Regions from separate parts of the Homo sapiens genome. Here all the other regions are linked to region 1. Evidence: chromatin loops called from intact Hi-C (ENCODE). Cell type or tissue: HCT116. All regions are shown on one strand.

The links. Peaks named below come from ENCODE experiments on the same cell type or tissue, not always from the same donor. Only the 100,000 strongest peaks of a DNase experiment are listed, where the experiment ranks them.
Region 2: it touches region 1 in a loop (3.0-fold over the local background); 9 of 110 quality-filtered maps call a loop at or near these places.
Region 3: a loop joins it to region 1, with 4 times the contacts of the local background. A loop is called at or near these places in 14 of 110 quality-filtered maps.

What each region holds. Positions count from the first base shown.
Region 1 is chr7:15,012,885-15,020,884 of GRCh38, reverse strand. No RefSeq gene overlaps it. Among named protein-coding and RNA genes, the nearest start is that of DGKB, 110 kb to the right of the region's middle. In HCT116, a CTCF peak has its summit at 4,605 (motif pointing right); DNase peaks (open chromatin) are centred at 3,984, 4,634 and 4,871; H3K4me3 peaks cover 786 bases; H3K27ac peaks cover 1,859 bases.
Region 2 is chr7:16,074,160-16,082,159 of GRCh38, reverse strand. No RefSeq gene overlaps it. Among named protein-coding and RNA genes, the nearest start is that of CRPPA-AS1, 130 kb to the left of the region's middle. RefSeq lists enhancers at 3,497-4,031, 4,358-5,557. In HCT116, a CTCF peak has its summit at 3,902 (motif pointing left); a DNase peak (open chromatin) is centred at 3,899; H3K27ac peaks cover 438 bases.
Region 3 is chr7:13,276,394-13,284,393 of GRCh38, reverse strand. No RefSeq gene overlaps it. Among named protein-coding and RNA genes, the nearest start is that of ARL4A, 590 kb to the right of the region's middle. In HCT116, CTCF peaks have their summits at 1,800 (motif pointing left), 4,346 (motif pointing left) and 7,216 (motif pointing left); DNase peaks (open chromatin) are centred at 1,803, 4,343 and 7,193.

The DNA.
Region 1 (8,000 bases):
AAGGCTGCAGTGGAATATGATGCCACCACTGCACTCTAGCAAGGATAACAGAGAGAGACTCTGTAAAATACATAATACTTAAAAAAAAAAAGGATTTGGTTATTCATCACAGTGAAGTAGACCCCAGGAAGAGTCACACCATTTATAAGCATCAGGATCTTAAACTGTATTATGAGCCCTCTTCTCACTTATGTCTATGATACAGGTTGGACACAAGAGAAATTGGGCCTTCAGGCTTCATCTATTTTTCCCTATTTTTCTCCTATTTGTTTACCCTCTTGCGACATGAGTAAACAAATATTTCTCTACTATAAAAAAATTTCATCTATAGTAGCTGATACTCAGCCTCATTGTGGAGGAGACAATGAAGTGTGGTGAATACAACAAGTGCAAGGATATAAGCCCTATGGAAGAGGCACAGGCCTCACTGAGCTCCAGGTGACTTGAGGTCATGTGAAAATGCAGAGCTGCTATATTAGTATCAGATCTCATTTTAATATGAATTCTCCTGATTTATAAAAGTTGATGACTATTTAAAAATTAAAAACACAGCAACATATTATATAGCCCAGTGGGACATATCTATGAGCCAGATTTTCCCCACGGACAACTAGTTTATAAATCTGTTCATGACTCTAGACTCTTATCCTCCTCTTGAGCTCCAGATTCACATTCAACTGCTCCTAAATTTTCACCAAATATCTAAAACTGATCATGCTTAATATATCTAAATCAGAGATTTTACTATTTTCCTTAATTTTTCCTATCTCAGGAAATGGTTCCATTATCAACTTAATAATCACTTAATTGTAACTTTTTTCTATTCTTACCCATAACTCAATCCACCAACAACTTATGTCACTTCTAATACTCAAAAGATAGCTAGAATGCATCTATGTTTCCCTGTCTTCACTACCACTAATCTTTGCTATAATTTTATACTCCTAGATTAATACAATAACCTTTAGATTGGTCTCTCTGCTTTGATTCTTTCTCCTTTTTGATCTACACTCTGTCAGCAGTGGAGAAATATTTGACAATAGTAAGAAAAACAACAGCAACAACATTTTTCCTCCATATATCAGTGACTTCCATTGCTGTTGAAATAAATGCCATAATTTTCTCTATGGCCCACTTCTTAGTAACTCACTATTACCACCATTCACTATTCTTGAGCCACATAAGCCTTCCTTCTGCTATTGAAGAAGTCAAGCTGTTGTACCTCTCAGGATCATGGTGTTCGCTTCTCTCCTGGTGACTGGCTCCTGCTCTATTTCATGTCTCAGCTCAAACGTTTCCGCAGCGAGGCATTTCCTGACCATCCTATCTAAAGTAACCCCCTCCACTCCGTTTCTCTCTGTAACATCGCCCTATTTATTTCATTATTCTATTAATGAATATTGATAAAATTAATATTTACATTGTATTTATATTACAGCTTTATTTCTTTCTTTACCAGCATTAACTCTTCCCAGCCCAGCCCTTTGCAGTGTAAACTCTATGAAGGCAGAGATCTCATCTTTCTGTCTTGTTTGCTATAGTAGCCATAGTATCTAGCCTGGCACGTGGTACTTTCAGAATAAATATTTGCAAGAATAAATGGTTTGAATATCTATGGAAACACACTTAGCATGAGCACCTCACTATTTTGCAATGAGTTTTAAATTTATAGCATGTTCTATGTTATCTGGACCTGCCTACATTCATCATGTCAGTCAGCACCATCCTTCTGCTCTCTTTTGAATGAGTCATGTAACTCCCTCACTCAGTGTCTTCATAGATGTTGTTTCTTCTGCCTTTAGTGATCTCTTAACTCACGCTCCTTTTAGCTAAGTCTTCCTCATTCTGTTATCCCATCAAATCTCAACTGAAAGTTATTTTGTCAGTGAAGCTTTCCCTGCCTGACTTCCATCCCACCTCCTGAGTCTTGCGTAGGTTTCCTCCAAAATGTGTTTTTATGTACCTTAAATTTGTATCTCTATCCAATTTATAATTAACCTATCTTATTGATAGCAGCATTTGTTTACCATCCTTAAGGACCAAGTCTGTCAAATTTACTGCAACCTTATCAGCTTCTTACAAACTTTCTAGAGCAGAATTGAGACTAAATAAGTGTATTAGTCAGGTTTCTCTAAAGGGACAGAACTAATAGGATAGATCAATATATGAAGAGGAGTTTATTAGGAGAATTGACTCACACAGTCACAAGGTGAAGTACCACAATAGGCTGTCTGGACACCGAGGAGCCAGGATGCCAGTCCGACTCCCAAAACCTCAAAAGTAGGGAAGCTGACAGTGAAGTCTTAAGTCTGTGGCCTAAAGCCCGAGAGCCCCTGGCAAATCACTGGTGTAAGTCCAAGAGTCCAAAAGTTGAAGAACTTGCAGTCTGATATTTGATGGCAGGAAGCATCTAACCTGGTAGAAGATGGAGGCCAGAAGACTCATCCAGTCTACTACTTCTATATTCTTATGCCTGCTTTTATTACAGCTGCACTAGCAGCTAATCAGATTGTGCCCGCCCAGATTGAGGGTGAGTCTGCCTTTCCCAGTCCACTGACTCAAATGTTATGTCCTTTGGCAATACCCTCAGACACACCCAGGAACAATACTTTGCATCCTTTCGTCCAATCAGGTTGATACTCAATATTAACCATCACAATAAGTATCCATTATGTGTTTGCAGACAAGAGGCAAATGCAAATTTAGAACTCATGAATCTGTCATTCCTGTTCTCCCACGGTACAATTAATTAACATTAACACAAATCAATTTGTATGACACCGGCTGTTATCCTCACTTACTAATACAGGATATTCATTCTCTGAAAAGTTATCTTCCATTATTTTTTGGAGGTCTTGAGGGATTTGCATGTGTGATCATGAGCCATTTTCATCAGCCATCATGAAGTCGGCTGTTTTGTCTCCTCCTCTTTGACCCATTGCTTTCTTAATATTTGTCACCAGCAGTCATGTGTAGATACCGTGCCACTGTCTTCCAAACTCTCAACAAGACAGACTTCCATTTGTTACCCTTTAATAACATCACCAATCTCTGCCAACCTCCATGCCACTGCTGCTCTGGAAGTGTTGGGTGAAACATTTTGTGTAGACTCACTCTGTTGAGTAACATACAGAAAAAGAGGGAGGGCTCCTTCCTTTCTCCTGAATTATACCTCATGAAATAATAACACCTTGTATTCCAGTGTTCTGAAGATTTTTTAGAGAAGAGTTTGATAATTTATTCATGTTATTTAAATTCATGGCTACCTTTTTTTAAATTGAGGCATAAATCCATGAGGCCCTGAATGAGATACAAGTCTAGAGACTGTTCCATGCTTTTCTCATAATTACTCTACCCTTCTGATAATTGAGGCTTAGACGTGGTTCAAAAACAGATCTCTCTCCAAGGAGAGTCTTTTTACATCCCTTAGACACATACATATCTAGAGAACAATTCTCAACTGTTTTCTGGACTTGGAACACAACTGAGGATTCCCACACCTCCAAATTTCAGTAAGGAAACAGACATGGCAGCCAGGCAGTTTCAGATCTGTGTTCAGGTCTAATGGGAAATGTTTTGCAATTCAAGCATGATGATCCACCTGGCATTGCTGTGTGTTGTGACACTGTACAAAGGCAAAACAATTAGTGTGGTTTTTGCATCACAGATGTGGCAAGGGGCCTAGGGTACAGATATAGCAAATCCATCAAAATCATCAGGGATCCCAGCCAAAACCTCTTTCTTTCTCCTTTTTCCCATACCACCACTGATGATTCCAAGGAATTTCATATGCATATAAATGGAGAAAACACTAGTGTGAGCCTAAGGACTAGGAATGATGAGGAGTCTGTATTTCTGCAGGAAACGTTCTTTCAATGTGCACAGTGACTAAACTTTTCCATTGAAAAAATTTTCCACCCGGATAAATCTGCCACACTTTATGAGCAAATGCAAAACAGGATGATAGACACTGAACAGCCTAGAGACAGCCTGACCTGCCTTTTATTGCCTTCAAGGAGCCAATTTGAGCTCTGAGCAATGAAATGAGTCAGTGCTTGAGAAATGTAGAAACACCAGGTGAAACTTCAGAAGAGGTTTTTTGTTAAAATGCAAAAGGTTTTTTTTTTTTTTTTTTTTTTTTTGGTAAAATCAAAGTCTTATTCTTAGGAAAATTAATAGATACAGAACCACCCTGAGAGCAATTGTTTAATTCAAGGAGAATAAAAATCGTTAAGGAAAGCATAGACTGAAGAAAGACTTTACCATTTCTTAGACTTTGTTTGTAAAGAGGAACCAAAGGGAAGAATGAATATAACTGGAAACAAAAAGCATTGCTGTGAACAACTTACTTTAGCACAGAATTTCTATGTATTACTTTTAAATACTTAAAATTATAGTAAGATTTAAGAAAGTATCCACATAGCAATTACAACTACATGCGTCGCAATGTCTTTGCTGATTTTTATCACATGCAACAGTGCTGTAAGCTAATACTTCATGTCAGTGATGAGAGATTATAAGACAGCATTATTTACAGTAGGTATCATTGTATTTATTCGGATGTGCACAGAAGCTGGGACTCTTGTTGTAATTAAATAGAACTCCCACTAGGGGGGGCAAGAAAATAAAGCTCAAGGCCCTGTGTACAGGCACCTTTCCAACCAAAGGTACGCTAGATACCAGACGAAACTGCTCAGTATTTATTTATTTATTTTTCTTCCTGGTGAATCATTTGCAGCCTGCTTTTCACTGTGGGAAGTTTCTTTCAGATTTATTTTCTCTGGTTTTTCAGCAGCTTTCTTTGGTTGTAAATCCATGCTGTGGTTGAACAGCAAAGCAATATTCCAGCAAGCTCCAACAGGGATATATTTTTCTACAGGATTTTTAAAACCTCGCACACTCAGTTTCAGCACAGCCTTCCCCGGTTCCTTGCCAAAGGTAGCACTCTGGTAACTGAGCCTGAAGCTGATAGAGGGATAAAATTAGATGAGGAGGGACACACTGCTAAGGGAAGCTTTTGGAACTGCTTATTGACTCAGAAAGATAAACCGGGGAAGCAGGCAGGTCAGCACAATAGAATGTAATTAACAAATGCAATTAGCATCAGCGCATAAATCCCTCCCCCTTGACATTCTCCTTTGTATTGCCAAGGCAACCCAGGCAGCCTCCTCCTTTCCCACCTCCTCCATTCCAGCAACTCCAGGCTCCCCGCCCTTCTCACTCACTGACTTTGCCCTTGGAGTTAATTTTAAGTAGGTCGCACCTGGATTAACATGTGTGTGGGTGGAGAATGGGGAAGATGGAGGAGTGAAGGAAAGGTGAGGAGAGGGTTGACCTAGGTTTTGCAGTTGCAATTTTTATTTTTTGCTGGTTTACACTGTTTTTGGAATATAACCCATGCCAGTTTGGGAATATTTTATTACTATTTGTGACCATCAGCTGGTTTGAAAAATGCCTATCTTGTCATCTATCCAGTTTGCAAATGGATAGATGTACACTGAGGCACTTCACTCTGTGCTCTAAGTGTACATATTCTACACTTTGGTGTGTCATTTCAGCTAGTTTTTTGTCAGAGAAACAATGTTTCAAGTTAATTTTCAGAGCCACTAGTAGCCAGAAAAGAAATGAAAAGCACTAATATATATATAATTTATTATATTAATATTTAATGTTGAATATATCTATATAATATGTATATTTGTATATGGGCAGTAGTAATATCTGAGTGAGAGGTGCTGTTGAAGGCAAAAGTGGGTACTTTAATTTTTATTTAAATAGTTTTGTTTTTTATCATTTTAAACAAACACATGATGCTTTTTAAAAACACAAAACTAATCCAAAAATTAAAATAAAATGCCTTTAAAAATAAAGATATTATGATCAGTTGGGAAAAAAAGTTATAGAATATGAATGAAGCAAATAACTCCAATAACTACAGAAACCTTTATTGAATGTTTTCTGAATGCCAGGAAGTATTTAAGCACTTATTTGAGTCGCAAAAAAAAAAAAAAAAAAAGGAAATAAGTATTTTTATCCCATTTGTTTTTCCAGAGAAGGGAGCTGAAAAACAGATAATTTGTCCAATATTTCTTAGCAGTATAAACCACCATGTCATAATGCCTCTCATATTAAAAATTATATTACAATTTGCTCATGACATTATATTAGTTGTATATTCCTTTAAGAGAGAAATTACAGAGGAAAGGTAGGCAGCTTGATAACATTAAACATAATAAACCCTCATGTCAATGTGACTTTGGTGTCCTGAATAATCTTATGGATTTTGGAGTCAGCTAGAAGTGAGCTCACATCCAGGCTTGACCCCTTAGGCTTGGTAGGCTGCAATCTGAGCCTCAGTTTCCACATGTGAAAAATGATCTAGTAATAGGCATCTCTCTTCCCATGTGCCCACTTCCCTTTAGGACCTCATTTCACCCACACCCACCACCACCCTGATTTTAGATACTGTCTTCTTTTTGATGAGGAAGGAAAGACCTGATAAACTCATTCAGATAATACTTTAGTTTCATAATGCCTTCTCTAGAGTATTGGCACTAGTTAAAAAGATCCAACCAGGAGTAAAAATACTTATACCAAAGGCATGGTTTATTTATGAAATATTGTGCCTTCCCTAGAGTATTGACACTATTTAAAAAGATCCAACCAGAAGTTAAAATACTTATACCAAAGGCATGGTTTATTTATGAAATATTGTGGGGATGAGATCCTTAATGCAGCTACACCCTGATTTGTACTCTCTTAATTATTTGCATTTTCTATTTGTTCTGTGGTAAGCAGGTCCCAAAGTTAAAGGAAGCTGAGAGGCTGGAAAAAGAGAATGACAAGTCTAGTTTATGAGAAATAAACATTTAATAGAGACTTATGAATAGCAGCCATAGACTTGGGCAGCGGTGAGATACGACGATCTGCCTCACTATCCCCGAGACTCAGGGCTTATATACTATAGGGAAAGGGATATGTACAGCAATTGCTTAAGGGCTAAATTTATGGTACATACACTAACGTCAAAGTTGTTTTGACCTAAGGGCAGGAATTACAATAAGTAGTACATGCTGTTGCACGAGGAACAAGGGATAGAATAGAAATCTTAGAGGCATTCCTGGAACTGAGGTTAATCAGAAGTCAACATGGTGAGGCAGGGCAAGGTGGCTGACGCCTGTAATCCCAGCATCTTGGGAGGCCGAGGTGGGAGGATCACTTAAGCCCAGGAGTTTGAGACTAGCCTGGACAACACAGGGAGACCCAATCTCTAAAATATTAAAAAATAAGAAGAAGTCAGCATGGCAGATTAACATCCAAGATGGAGTTGCTTTAGCCTCCCCACTACCTAGGACTTAAATGTAGTTTTCCAAATTAGTCATATATGTATAGCACATGCAGAGATTTAGAAATGCTGGGAGACTTTGCAGCACACTTCACATAAACGCAAAGCCTTTCCATAAGGACAAGTTCACGTGGATGACGCAGCCACAAATCAGGCCCCTCAAATTTTTCAGCTGCTTTTTCCTCTAGAGGCTATTTTATGAGGAAAAATTATATATCGAAGACTCCTGTTTCATTTTATATGGTGCCCTTGAATGTGAGGTTTAAATGGCTTATATAACTCAAAGAAAAACCTGCTGTCCTCAATGCAGACTCTGGACTTGAGAAGTAAACAGCTATTAGTCCAAAAGGGACCCATATCGCTTTCCTGGGTAGGATACCTGCTTCCAGACTCCAGGAATCGGAAACTTTCCTTCAGCTATGTTCAGGCTACCACTTGTTAAACACCAAAAACAACGTGTTAAACACCCAGGAAAAAAAAAAAAAAAAAAGTAAGTGGGACCTTCTGTGCAGACAGGGAATTTGGTTGTATGCCCCAGCTGCTTGGTTGGTGCCACAGGGTTTGGCAACTTCCTGAGAACAGATTGTAGGAGAGGAAAGTTTGAATCTGGAAGGGACCCTCCCACACACACGCTTGGGAATCCATCTTTTTAGCT
Region 2 (8,000 bases), 1.1 Mb before region 1:
AAAAATGCTCGTGTCCAACAAGTGAAACACAAAATAGTGTGGATATTGATACATTTCCCTGAGTCTGGATTGTTTTAGCCACAGTCAACTGTAACATTGTAATTTTAGAAAATGATTTTTTTCAAAAATATGTTTAACTGGGAGAAATATTTTGTGACTTGAATAAATTCATACGACTTCACCAAGGAACACAAGCATGGGCAACATATGTAAAATACAGACTCTGCTTTTTTCTTTATAAAACCTCTGTGATCTTTATTATGGTAAAAAAAGTATCTTGGAGACAAATGAGTTATTTAACCATAATTACCAGTAAGTTGTGTCTTACTTTTTACCAAATAATTTTCACATTATCTGATGTAACTTTCTTGAGAACTTACAGTTACCCATATATTACAGAAAAGCCTGAGCCTCATGGAAGCCAAGTGAAGATCCTGAAATTACATGGCTAGTAAGTTGCATGGCCAGTACCCAAAGCCCCTATTTTTTGTATTCTCCCTACACTGCTTCATATCAATTAGGATATAAAAGTGATTCTAAAAAATAAGAAAATAATCTGATGACAAAATATATATTTAGAGTCTACATATTCAATTGTGTTCCAGTTTTTTTTTATTTTGGTTCTCATGCTTCTATGGGCTTCAGGCCAGTTGGCAGTGTCATTAGCAAGAGATGTGTGCCTCTTGGTCATTAAGATGAGAACTGCGTAGCAGACCAAATCCTGGTTCCTAATTATTTATTGAGCATCTCTTATGATCAATACCTCTAGGTTACATGGAAATTCTATAAAGCAATTAAAGTCAGGATTCCCATTCTCCTTGATATGTTTTCTGGAAAAGTGATAAATACACAATTTATGACAATGGAAAGTGGTATATGCTAAGAGTGAAGTAAATGGTATTGTTACATAGCCATAGAAGCTCAGAGGAGAGAACTTTCCAGAATCTGATGTGCAGAGAATACTCTATCTCTTTATGGCCTTAGTATTCAAGGTGTGGTTTAGGCTTCTACTAAATTCCTTCCCTAAACTTTCCTAGAGGGCGACATATCCTCTTGATATTCACATAGCACCAGTGGACACCTCCACTTTGCTGATTACATTCCAAATTTCTCTCTTTATGTATCTCTGTTCACTTTTAAGATGTAATCTCCTTCAGGCTAAGCATTAAGTTGTACCTATGTGGTTAACTCCAGCTTTCATTAAAAGTCACTTGCCTCTTTTCCCTTACCCAAGTATCGTTTGTATAATCTAATGGATTTTGTCTTTTACACCAGAACCAGCAGCACCTGTAAATTTAGGCTTTTCCTGCTCTCTTTCTGTATTAGTCAGTTCTCATGATGCTAATAAAGACATCCTCAAGACTGGGTAATTTATTTTAAAAAAAAAAAAAAAGGTGTAATGGACTCACAATTCCACATGGCTGGGGAGGCCTCACAATCATGGCAGAAGGCTAAGGAGGAGCATCATGTTAGGCAAGAGAGCTTGTTGGGGAACTTCCCCTTTATAAAACCATCAGATCTGTGAGACTTATTCACAATCATTGAGAATGGCAGGGGAAAGACCTGCCCCCATGATTTAATTACCTCCCACTGGGTCCCTCCCATGACACATGGGAATTCTGGGAGCTACGATTCAAGATGAGATTTGGGTGGGGACACAGCCAAACCATATCACCTTCCTTCTGAAATCTCTGAGGCAAAGAACTGTAAAACCAGGCTACAAGCTTTCAGTAGAAGGGGGAGGATAAAGAACAGGGCAAAATAAATGAGTAATCAAAGTAGTCCTGCCTTCTGTATATTGCGTAGTAAATGAGAGGTACAGATAATGAATGCCTCTGTTTTCAGTGCAGTTTTCTCTTCCCTCCCAGACCCACACTGCCTCCTAATGACTATTGCATGATCTCCAGTCCTGTATCTTTGTCTACTGAAAAACATGCTTATACTTGCATATCTTTTCAGTTAGAAAGAGACTATGTTTTCTCCCCCAAGCTTGACTTGTTCCCCACATTCTTGTCTTTGTTGATGTTACTGGTGCTCACTCTTGCTCTGCTGCTTTTAGAGTTTCGGACCCTTTTCTATTTTCCTTCTTCCCTATCCAACCACCTAGTTTTCTTTGAGCTATCCCTCAAATCTAGGCTGGCTTCTTCACTTCTCCTTCCATCATTTCCATCTACACACTCATCGCAAGCCACTCATGCCCTACATGCTTCACACTCCAGCAAACCACTTGCCATTTCCTGACCAACACTGTCTTTTTTGCCTTGTGCCCTTGAATGTGCTGTGGCTGTCTGATGTGGCCTGTTGTTATCTTTTTACACACATTTGTTTCTTCTTTATACTTATGTCATATTTTATTATAGAACTTACAGTATTTTAACACTAGACAACTTAAGAGGGCATATCGATGCCATACAGATGTTCTTTATTTTCTTTGAATCTAGAAGCATAAACGTTGGTGACAGGTATAAAAGAAGTTACACATGCAGGATCAATATGAAATAAGCCTCCCCAATTTTTTTCCCTTCATAAGCTCCACAAATAATGCTCCCCTCACTCTACATTCCTATTCCATGATCTTCAGTAACTCTCTACTTATTTCTCTAGCAAGTAAACCCATCATTTTTCCTTTACTGTATATTTCATCATTGTAGTCCACCTCTATATTTGCATTCTAGTGCTACCTATAAGGCCAACATTAGTCCTGCACCTTCAGTGGAATCAGACCAGTTGCCTTCCTGACCACATACCCACGCATCCCCTTCTTCCGGTTGCACTTTGACTGATGGCCTTGCTCTTACTGGGAACACATCACCTGCCCTCTCTTTATTCAATTCCTATGCTTCCTACAGTATTTATTCCTGTTGCTGCTCAACTAGCATACCTTCTCGGACCTTTCCATTATTTTGATATTTAAAGGCTGTAAACTCACAAATCCACACTGTATACATGCTGACTTGGGATATACTAATTAAATGTAGCATCATTTCTCCTCAATTTAAGAACAAACAACATGTTTTGGTTTACAACAGGTTTTCTGCAAGGCCCTGCCATGTTTGAACACACAATGAGCATTCATATATATGCAGAACATTGATTTGGTAGGAATGAATCATTAAATGATTATCATCTTTGAGAATATGGTGGAAGACACTTTTACTACCAGCTGACTCTTATTTCAGGTGCTGTGCCTAGATGCTTTCTGTACTGTATTTCATCTAATGGCATTCATTTCATCTAATGTTCTGCTGTGTGAATTAGAATCAATATTTACATAATGTGAATTATTTACAATAAAATTCACAATATTTACATAATATGTAAATATTTACACAATATGTAAATATTTACACAATATGTAAATATTTACACAATATGTAAATATTTACACAATATGTAAATATTTACATAATATGTAAAATATGTAAATATTTGTAAAATACTGTGTAAAATATGTAAATATTTACATAATATGTAAAAATTCACAATATTTACATAATATTGTGAATTAGAGTCAATATTTACATAATATAGCTGATTTGTTTTGGTAATTTTACTTCTTAGGCTCTGTTATTGTGATAATCTGTGATTTTTATTTAAAGTTGGGCACTTAAATGTATGGGAATTTAACATTCTCATACAAAGAAAGGGAAAAGGACAGAAAGGAAGGAAGTCAGTTGTCAAGCCATTCATGAATGGCCCCCAGCACCTGATCAAATGAGTACTGATGAAAAATACTTAAAGCCCTGTGGCAACTGGCGTTTGTGACAGGCTTTTAAAATACACACTCTCCTTTGAAGTTCACCTTTTTTCTTCAGGTCTTTCCTGAGGGACACAAAGAATTCAAACAAACACTAGAAATCCTCTTCATGTATCTGCTGCTTTAATGGAAACTAAGCTCCACCTGGTGGTAGAATGGGTTTTTTGTCTTTGGACTTCGGCATGTCCACTGAGATGCATTCAGCAGGGAAACAAAATCTGTATACATCTAAACATACGCATACATTGATGTGTTATGTATGTGTGATTTTCAGATGTTGTCACAAAAGTTGTGAATTATGCTTATTCTTGTGCTTTATTGGCATTTAAAGCAAGGCATTCAGCATTTGCTTACTATCAATGTCTCATGATGTTCAGGCTCTCAGCAGTGACCAGAATGATCTTACTGTGATAATCACAAAATCTTGCCTCTGTTTCATGTTAAGATTGTTTTCAAAAGGATTTGACTTACACTTTGATAGTAATAGTAGTTTATGACTAATAAAAATGGAGAAATGCTTGAAAATATTAACTCAAGTAATAGTGCTGGTTAGTACAACTCTTAATACGTGACTATGTCTTTTCTCTCTCTCATATAAGAGCATTATTGTGTTGAGTGACAGAAGTTTGTAACATTTAGCTTTATAGGAACTAGAAGCCCTCCAGCTGGATTTAGCCCACAGATCTGTTGTCAGATCTGTGTTAAAAATACAAAATAGGTGTTTACATTTGCAAATTGGGGCATTTCATAAAAATGCAGCCATCTAGCAATGACGGGCCTTTTTCTTTTACTGAAACACTGTCTGTTCTGTCACACAGGCTGGAGTGCACTGGTGTGATCTCAGCTCTCTGAAGCCTCAACCTCCTGGAGCTCAAATGATCCTCCCACCTCAGGCTCCCAAGTGTCTGGGACTACAGGAGCCTGTCATTACACCTGGCTAATTTTTGTATTTTTTATAGAGACAAGGTTTTGCCGTGTCGCCAGGCTGGTTTCAAGCGACCCTCCTACCTTTGCCTCTCAAACTGCTGGGATTACAGGCATGTGCCAATGCGCCCGGCCAGGGGATCTTTTTCCTTCAAGGCAAGTGACCTCAACCTGAAGAGTAGCTAGCCTTTTAAGAAGCGGCACTGATATGGTCAGGTTTTTTGTCCCCATCCAAATCTCATCTTGAATTGTAATCCCCATAATCCCTACAGGTCAAGGGAGAGACCAGGTGGAGGCAATTGAATCATAGCCCAGGTGGAGGCAATTGAATCATAGCCCAGGTGGAGGCAATTGAATCACAGACCAGGTGGAGGCAATTGAGTCACAGGCGTGGTTCCCCCCAGTCTGTTCTCACGATAGTGAGTTCTCACGAGATTGACGGTTTTATAAGGGGTTCTTTCCCATTTCACTCAGCGCTTCTCCTTCTTGCCGCCTTCTGAAGGAGGTGTCTGCTTTGCTTTCCGCCATGATTGTAAGTTTCCTGAGGCCTCCCCAGCCATGCTGACTGTGAGTCAATTAAGCCTCTTTCCTTTATAAATTATCCAGTCTCAGGCAGTTCTTACAGCAGTGTGAGAATGGACTAATACAGGCACAAACTCTTATTATCCGCAGGCCCATCTACCCCTTGAGGTAACACACACTGCCTTCTTCACTCATTATTGCCTGATTTCTGTAGTCACTCACATTTATGACCACTGTATTTTATTTATAATGTCTCTCTGAGAAATTTTTAGTTTAGCACAAGGAGAAAATGAAATGAGTTAATAACCATCAAAAATATGAAAGAAAACCACCCAAATGGTATTCAATTGCTTTCTCTATAGTTTTTCACAACGGCCCAGTGGTGCAGTAGGTATATTTCAAATAGTATGATAGATATTTAATTAAATTTGTATTGTTTTAAGCCACCAGGTTTGTGGTAATTTGTTATGGCAATAATAATAATAATAAACTAATACACCAGCAAAGAGAAGTTTTGAAGTTTGCTTCCTGAAGTTCTTATGAGAATATTTTTTCAATATGTAAAATTATAATACTAAGCATGCAAACTGCCTACCATTCCCTTCCTTGTGCTACCTATTCCCTTGAGAATTACTTTTCTAATCCTTCCCTACCCCTGTATAGCAGGGAGAGAAGGTCATGGTTAAAGAACTGTACTTCTGTAGCATGGCAAGGAGGGCAGGCCATGGCAAATAGGAGAACTGTGGTAAGAGCTAATCATAGGGAGGAGGTTTCAAAAGATAAACTTTCTTTTTCCTGAAGATTGCCATAGTCTCTGGATAGATTAAGTAGATGTTTAAAATGACATATGGATATGTTCTCGAAGTAGTAGAAGTGATTTTGCTCATAGTTTTTCTAGTGTGATAGAAAGGCCATATCTACTGGTGTCCAGGTTCAGACTCATAGTATGTAGATTATTGAGAATAAAGTAGGTTAAAGGGATTGAGGAGAAAGCATAGTTAATTGATCTGTAGTGGGGAAGTGGGAATTAATTGAGAGAGTTTAGATATCAAGATACTGAGAATTTGTAAATAGAACTGGATTTAAATGTATATCAAATATTTACATGTAAATACATTGCAGAATGTTCTCTCCAATTTGGAAATGCTCCTTTTATAGCAAAAAGCAGTCTGAGTCAATACTCTTCCAGCTTTATTATGGATATAATATTTAGAAAATAAAAGCATAAATTTGTGTAGCCTTTCCAGGCCCCTGCAGATGACCACCTTAAGAAGAGAGAGTACATTTTAACCATAATCACTTTGTTCACATTATTGCTGTTTCTTCTCTGAGATGCATGATATTTGTTAGCAAGACCTTTCTGTTGCTTTTGAATGACAGAAAACTACTGAACCACCTTGCAACCTACTAAGAGAATGATACTTTAAAATGTTTCCATGAGATTATGGCACTGTAAGACCCCTTTGCCGTCTGTATACTATCACTGATAAGCACACTGACTGTCAGGTATGTGATGGTGTAGGGGGGATGATGCAGTTACACATATTCACAGTCAAGCCTCCAGATGCAGAAATTCATGGAAATAGACCTCACAGTTGGCTACTCCTGAGAATATGCCGGATTTGCACAGAGAAGTCCAGGGATACTAACTATGCTGCATTTAAATACCATCAGCTGAATAGGTCAGTAAACTGATACTCTAAAATGAACACTTAAATACAGCTTTCCTATAGAAAAAAAAGTTCATGTTTGAATAGAGACAGGGTTTTACTCTGTCTCCTAGGCTGCAGTGCAGTGGTGCTATCACAGCTCACTGTAACTATGAACTCCTAGGCACAAGTGATCTTGCCGCCTCAGCCTCCTGAGCAGCTAGGACTACAGGCACGTGCCATCATGCTTGAATAATTTTTAAATTTTTTGTAGAGGCTGGATCATGCTGTCGTCCCCAGGCTGGTCTCTAACTCCTGGCCTCAAGTGATCCTCTTGCCTTGGCCTCCCAAAGTACTGGGATTACAGGTATGAGCCACTACCTCTTGGCTGTTTTCTTTTTGTTATCAACCCATGAATAATTGAAACCTGTCTCTAAACCTCTATCTGGTTGTCCTTATGGATTTTTTTTTTCACTTAACTAGAATACTTAGTGTGTTTTAAAATATCAACCTGACAATACAATCTAGGATGGAAAGTTCTCACATTATGTTTTTAATTTTTTACCATATTTTTTTTTGGAAGCACAACAAATGCCAGTGTCACCATTTATCTTGGTATTCATGTCATTAAACATAGTAGTTGCTCAATATATGGGTGAATGAAGTAATAAATGGATACATCCATCTTTTCCATTTATTGGCACATATTCTCACTTAACCAAAGGATCTAAAGTTGCTGCCACTTTAGCTGGTCTCAGTTTTACCCTGGGCTTCTCAGAGTGTAACTTCCCTAAGCTCAAAATGGTTCTAGAATTTAAAGATAAATATTTTTCAATATGGCCTCTAAACGTTAGCCAACTTATGTAATCTAGTGCTCAAAGAAGAAAAATTCTTTTTCCACACAGAAGGAAAATAAAATTGAGGAATGGTATATTAGTCTTCAGATGTCAATTTTTAAGAGATTTGTAAAGATTTATGCGTGATTTCCCTCATGATGGCTGATATTTTAAAGCCTGAAGTTTCCCATACCACTATTCCCTCCCAACACATGGAAAATATTTTTTAAGTTCTTGGTGCTATAATTCATATTATTAATACTTGCTTTTCTATATAGAAAATCAGCTGGGAAGTTTGTTAAATATGTTGCT
Region 3 (8,000 bases), 1.7 Mb after region 1:
GAAGGCTCAGGTGGCTGGAAGCCATCCCTGTAAGTGATAAACATGGCACCTTGAATAAATAAAGCTTGATTGTGGATTTGACAAGGTCTATGTGTTGATTCTCAGGTAGAAACATCTGCATTTTTAGGGCATTCTGAATGTTTACCTGTTCATTAAACAAGTACCCATTAGCTTTTTCTCTATTATAGATCATGTAAAAGGCACTGGGGATACAGCAATGAGAAAATGAAGAATAAGAACAATAATTACTCATGCAATTAGAACAGTATCACTTGCTATTACTGCTGAGAGTATCCCTAATCATCTATTTACTGAACTGTTACTAAGATTCTACTTTGGACTATGCTTTGTATTGGGCACAGATGCTACAATGGCAGACAAGGTCTAAACCCTACTGGGAAGAAGGTATGTGGCCTAATGTAAGGTTTCCAGGCCTGAATATCCTGAGAAACCCATAAGATTTATTAAATTGTAATATTTACAGTTCTACCCAAGGTATTTGTATTAAAAGAAAATAAAAATGTAAAAAAAAATTCCAGATGATTCTGACAAACTGCTAATTGTGAAATCGTTCTCTAGTCTAACAACACAAGAAAATACTAAATGCTATCCTCTTACAGAACTTTGACATTTGGAAAACATTTACCCTCATATACTTGGGCTTTTGTATGTGTTATTCCACTTGGCAAATGCAGAGTGTCCATTTTCCTGAGCAATAATATAAAATCAACATAAAATAATAAAACATCATTTTAATGTAATTTAGTTTATTAAGGCTTTATTTTTGTACTTGTGTTCTTCAACATTCCAATTTTATTTTTAATGTAGAGGCTATTGATGGTATTTACTAGAGAGATAATCATGGCAATCAACTCGACTCTGCCATATACATATGGTGTTATGCTTGTAGAACATTGAATTTTCTTGGCAAAAGTTACTTTCCCATTCTTGGACAATAACACTGGAAAAACTGCCCCAAAATTCAGCATTGTCCTTGGCACCTAAACTCAATCACTGCCCATCTATTCATAGAGATTCTTCTTTTACTTTTGTCCTGTATAAATTAGTTGCCAATATGGCCCCTCAAGATAAACGCTTGACTAAGAGGGCCAGAATTACATCTTAAAAGAGTTATCTATATTTTGATATATCAAGTTATTGCCATTTGTTGACATAATTTTATGTAATTTCTATAATTTCAGTCATCATAAGGCTGCCTGCCGTAGCATAACATTTTCCTGCCTAATTTTGACTAGTCGAGGGATGAGCAAGCATATTTAAAATAGCTATGTTACTATCCACATAGATCACTGATGTCAAAGTCCAGAATAATTTGCTTAAAAGCTGGAAATTAAGAAATGTGAAGCCATTATTTCAAGTTTGCTAGATCAAAAAAATTTTCATGATAGTGTTAACCCAGGTGCCATTTGAAACAGTTTGGCTAACGATCTTCTTAAGAGTTAAAAACGAAACAAAGTGACTTCATTGGAGTTTAATCCTATCCTTTGATTGCTGGATGCTATATTAATTTTTTCACCAGTTCAGCTGTTCCAATGTAACAAATTGGCTTTATCTTCATTGGTCAGCTTCTTCCTGTAATTCAGACAACTTAATGGATTTTAGTTCTAAATAGAGTATGGTTTGTTTCTGAGTATTAATTTCAACTTTAGTTATTGTGCAAATTATGCCCTAACTTAAAATTGAACCACATTGACCACTAAAACAGAAAAGTCTAATATATGACCCAAATTAACAAATTTTGCCCAGACAGCAAAGTTAAGTTGGCTTGATTTCCTCATTCTCATATACTATTTCACAAAGCATGTTCTCCATCTAGTGGCTGGAAAGCTCAGAGGACAAGCTTATCTCATTATTACTAATTCACTATATATTTATATATCTTTATAAGAATAAACAAATCACATATATATGACAATTGAGTTTTTATTCTTGCCTTCTACACTATTATAGGGGACAGGACAAGGATTCGGTTTTATTAACTTTACATTAACTGAGACCTTCAACATGACAAGACAAACAATTTTTTAATTGCTTGAAATAAGACTGAGAAAGAATACAGTAAGTAGATTTCTGCAGAGTATAAAATAACATAAATGTCATGTATAATTGTTAGTAAGTGCTTGTTTTTATTATGGAACCAAATCAGGTAACAGAATCCTGGATTATAAAAGGTATCTCTTGGAATCTATGTTCTTGGCTATATTTCTAATCAATTATTTGTTTATTGGGTCTGGTACTTTCTACTGGATCCACATTATGAGCAAGAACAGCTCATTTTTCCTTTCTCTACAGTTACTAATGAAATGTTCCTTTCCATTTCATCACACTACTTCAGCTCTCATTTTCTGCTAGTTGTCATGTTCTTGGAGTAGTTCTTATCCCAGAAAAAGAAAAAAAAACTTTAATCAGTAAAAATACTAAATACTATCAAAGATCATAAGAGGATATTTTATACATATATGCATGTCTATTTTTTTAACTGGAAATTTCAAAGGTTTTCCTTGACCTTGGTGAGTGCTGCTTTGGTAAAACGAATGCCTTGGGGAACTAAGTCAACTCCGAAAGAGCTGAAAATCTTCCCTCACAACACCAGAGAGGAATATTTTAGAATCAGAAGTATGTTAGGATTCATGTTCTTGTATTTGCCCATTTTACAGATGACATAGATGGAGCTAGCCCAGAGTAGTAAAAGGATGAAGTTGAGGTAAAGTAGGCTTCAGAATAAGATGTGTTCAAATACTCCATCTGCCACTGGCCAGCTCTGTTATCCCAGGCCAGTGACTTAAACCTGCAGAGCCATGGTTTCTGTTCCATAAAATGTGAGTACTATTACCTGAAGTGTAGGGTCATTATTAAGATGAAGCAAGACACAGACAGACAGACAGACAGACAGACAGACAGATGATTGATAGACAGATGATAGATAAATCGATAGCTATTATAAACACTTGGGACATGTAGCTGGCAATCTATCATCTATCTATCTATCTCAAGAGTTTATTATAGTGCCTGGTACATAACAGAATTTTTTAAAACGTAAGGTTAATTACATAGTAAGTTAAAATGAAAGACCTAGGTCTTGAACCTGTCTTAAGCCCAGATTTTCCATCATGCCACATGGTTATACATTGATCTTTTAAAGACTTAATGATAAAATGGTATTCATGAAGCTGAGTGAAGAAAGTGCTTTATAGCAATTGCTGACTTAATAAACTGATGTCTCTAAAAGTTAAATGATGAGAAAATTAAATATAGCTTCAGCAATTAAATAATTTTTTTTCCACATAGCCTAAAATCTGGCAATTAAAAAAATAATTGTTATATTTATAACTATAAAACTATAATTATACTTCTGTAGATATGTAGTATAGCTTATATATTTCTAGAGTATGTGAAAAATGCATCAGAACACCTCTCTCTCCCTCTTTCTCTCAATACCTCATTAGATAAGTTTCCATGTTAAATAAGTAGTTTCCTCAAGAAAAAATGTAAAAATGATATTTAATAATTAGCAGACATATAGAACAGTGAGAAGGACTATTAAAGAAACACATGGATTTTTTTTTTTCTATTTTAACCAGGTTTTGCTCGCTATACTACTCAATGTCATCAGGTAATGAGCACTCCCACACTTCTTTTAGGTAAATGACAAACTGGAAGCACAATCCAATGCATGTATTCATTTTACTAACATAAGTATATCTAATAATAATTAACACTAATGAAATGGATTCAAATATTTCAGTAAAAAATTACAGACATCTCACAGAGCTATCGCAAAATACAAATGTTTCCCAACAGATTTCTTCTCACTTTGACAAATCTTTGTTCTTCATATCTTTGTCTTCAAAGTCAATAAACATCTTTCTAATTGAAAGGGCTTTTTTTTTTTTTTTTTTTTTTTTTTTGGAAATCAAGGCCTATAATATGTAAGTATGGACATACACATGAAAAAAATGTAAAAAAAAAGACAACTTATTAAAAGATTCATCAAGGAATTTTATATTTTTTCTGTGAATTAGAAAAATATACAGTTCTTGAAAAATGACGCATGAGGACTCACATGTACACTACCTTAGTGCTTAACATTTGCCTAATTTCTGTCTCATTTTCTAAGTTCACTATTAAAACTGAATGAGGGTTCTAACATTCTAAAATAAACTAATATTGTACTTCTCCTTAAATATTTAGAGCTCTTTTTGTAAAATTACTTTTTTAACAACTATAATACATTAAAGCTCTGAGTATAAAATTTCACTAAGGCCATATCAAAAATTTCAGGGACCTGTTGCTAATAATTTATAAACTTATAAAAGCCAATCTCGCCATCTAGTGGTTATAGATGAGAAATATGAATTAAAAGATTGAAAGTAACCGTTTCTATTTTAAGACATTTCAAATTAGCCAAACATATTTACTTGTGCAGTTTTTTAAAAGGTACAAAAACAATTCAGTAGAGAAAAGATAATCTTATCAACAAATGATGTTGGATAGATTATATTCCATTGGCAAACAAAAAGAATATTAGCCTATACCTCACAAATTAAACAACAACAAAAAAGCCCCTGAAAAAAATAGATTAAAACACAAACACTAAAAGTTGTAGGAAAAAATGGGACATAATTTTAGAGATTTAGGGATAAGCAAAAATTCTTAGATGACACCAAAAGCTTGATCCATAAAAGGAAAAACTGAAACGTTAAACCTTGTAATTAGAAACCTTTGCTCTGTGAAAGACAGAGGATGTTTCATTCGTTAAGAGGATGAAAAAAAAGCTACCTACAGACTGAGAGAAAATAGTTTCAAAACACATACTGGAGAAAGGAGTAGCATTTAAAAAATATGAAAACTCAAGTAAAAAAACAAATAATTTAATAGAAAATGAGCAAAAGATATGAACAGCCACTTCACTGATGAGAATATGGAAATGGAAAATAAGTACATAGGAAGATATTCAATATTATTTTCCATTAAGGAAATACAGATTAAAACCACAATAAGATAGCATATGCTTTTATTAGAATGGTTAAAATAAAAAAAGTAGTGACAACACAAATCTTAGTGAGGATGTAGAGAAACTAGATCACTCATACATTGCTGGTGGGAATGTAAAATGGTACAGCCATTTTGGAAAACAGTTTGGCAATTGCTTATAAATCTAAATATGTAAACATAAAAGTCAGCATTTGCACTCTTGGATATTTATTCCACAATAATATAAATGCATGTTCATGTAAAAACCTGTATATAAATTTATTCATGATATCCCCAAATGGAAACATCTCAACAGAGGAATGGTTATACAAACTATGATACATCCATACCATGAAACACAAAGAAATGAAAAAATGAACTATTTACACATGTAACAACTTGGATACATCCTCAGAGAAATGCACTCAGTGAAAAGAAGCTGATCTGAAAGATTATAAGCTGTAGGCTTCTATTTAAATAATATTTTGGGAAGCCAAATTTATAGACTAGGATAAGTGACAGATTAGTGGTGGTCAGCACTTGGGGGTGGTGGGGGTGTTGCGGAAAGAACATGGGTGTGGCTATGAAAGGGCAACCTAAGGGATCCTTGTGGTGATGGAACTGTTCTGTACCTTGACTATGGTGAATGCACTAACCTACACATGTGATAAAACGGCATGAAATGTAATACGAGCGAACTCCAAAAAGCTCATTGAAAAAATTAAAAAACTAAAACATAAAATATAAACTTTATTTCTCAATGTAAGTTCTATCAAGTTCAAGACACTTTTGAAAGTGATGACACCAGCCATTTAGTCGATCCCTATAAAGAGCTGAGGGTCCTGGGAATTTAACCATGTCAATGCGCTCTTTTTTGCATTATTAACTGAAGAGAAATGGGTGACCTTTAAATATTTTTTAAGATTACAAACAAACACAAGTCAGACAGAGCCAAATCAGGACTGTGAGATGAATATCTAATGCTTTTCTATGAAAACTCTCACAAAATTTCATCATAGGACTGAGCAGGAGCACCGCTATGGTGAAGAAAGACTCTCTGGTGAAGCTTTCCTGGGTGTTTTTCCACTAAAGCTTTGGCTAATGTTCTCAGAACACTAACAAGGAGATGTTATCCTTCACTGGCCGCCCAGAAAGTCAACAAGCAAAATGCCTGGAGCATCCCAAAAGGCCATTTCCGTGACTTTTGCTCTTGACTGGTCTGCTTTTGCTCTGACCTCTGAGTCAAATCTTGTGCTTTGTCTTCAGAACAGTATTGGTAAGGCCATATTTTATCTCCTGTTACAACACTACAAAGACATGTTTTAGAATCTTGATTCTACTTGATTAAAATTTCAGTTGAAAACTCTGCTTGTCTGCAGCTCATCTGGACACAACAGCTTTTGCACTTACGAAGTGGAAAGTTTGCTCAACTTTAATTTTTCAATCATAATTGTGTAAAGTGAACCAGTTGAGATGTCTATGGTGGTGGCTATTGTTTGTGCTGTGGTCAGGCTCCTTCCATTAGAGTACAAACAAGATGAATTTTTTCCTCACAAATTGATGCGGATGATCTGCCTCTATGAACTTTATCTTCAACATTATATTGTCATTTTAAAAAATGAATTTGTAAACTACTGATTTCTTTGAGGCATTGTTCCCATAAACTTTTTGTAAAGTATCAATGATTTCACCATTCTTCTACCCAAGACTCACCATAAATTTAATGTTTGTTTTTGCTCCAATATTAACAAATCCATGTTGCTGTGACAGGGACTCTTTTCAAACTGACGTGTTATCCTACGTAATGCCTTAAACTAGATCCTGCTCAGAAATGTGATAATAAGTTACTACAAGTTTATTTTGGTGCAAATCCATTCATAGTTTTTTTCATAATACACATTTTCCATGAACTTTTTGAAGACCACTTGTATAACCTCCACTCCTACACACACACACTCATGTACGAGTAAAACTGGGAAAGCCTGAGTAAGAACAGTGGATTATACCAATGTTAGCCTCCTGATTGTGATACTGTACTATAATTTTGCAAGATACCAAAGACAGCAAGATACCATGTTAACATTGGGGAAGCAGTATAAGAAATGCACAAGATATTTCTGTGTTATTTCTTCCAATTGCATGTGAATCAGCAATTATCTCAAAATAAAATATTTAATTTTTAAGAAAAGTGATTCTGCCACCTGGTGGCTGCAGACTAGAAATAAGATTAAAGGGTTAAAAGAACATGAGTTAATTCCTATTCTGGGACAATTAAAACAATCTAACATATTTACTTGTACATACATTTATAAACAACATCTTGAGAATCCTCATAGACCACCTGGGAAAATTTTGAAGAAAATTTAGATAGAGGTTATCAGGTTAATATACACATGAATGACCTACCCCCACCAGCTGCTAGGCATATTCATAAAGTTTATTGAAACCTGTAAGGCCTGCAGAACCATAAATGTCACCAAAGAACACATTAACAGCTACTATTTCCAAAGATGCCTAGCTAACCTACAGAAATTGTATAGGTAATAGGTAAGTAATAATCAATATGCCAGTGCTTTATATTAAAAGAGTAACTGTTTTACAGATACATTTTCGTACATATTGTTTAATTTTTAAAAAATTCCAGGGAAATATATGAGATGTCAGTCATGTGTAATTGTTCAAGCAACAACTGAGGTCAAATCATTTTTTTAAATTTTCCTTTGGGAGGGAACATCATCTTTGGTGATAAAAGAAAATCATCTGTTAACCTCAATGCTGCTTAAGATATTATTGAGTCGATATGTATATAGTTGTTAATTTCAAAAGTTTTAAAATATCTAGCATTTTACCAGCGTATACTATAAACATGCCATTTTGATAGGTATAGGAAATGGGTGTTGGGGGGAGTTATTTGCTGACTCTGGTGAGATAAGTTATATTTTGGTATTTAAACTCTATATAATTGTTGCAAATAATTTTGTTTTATTATAAATGTACAGCTACTT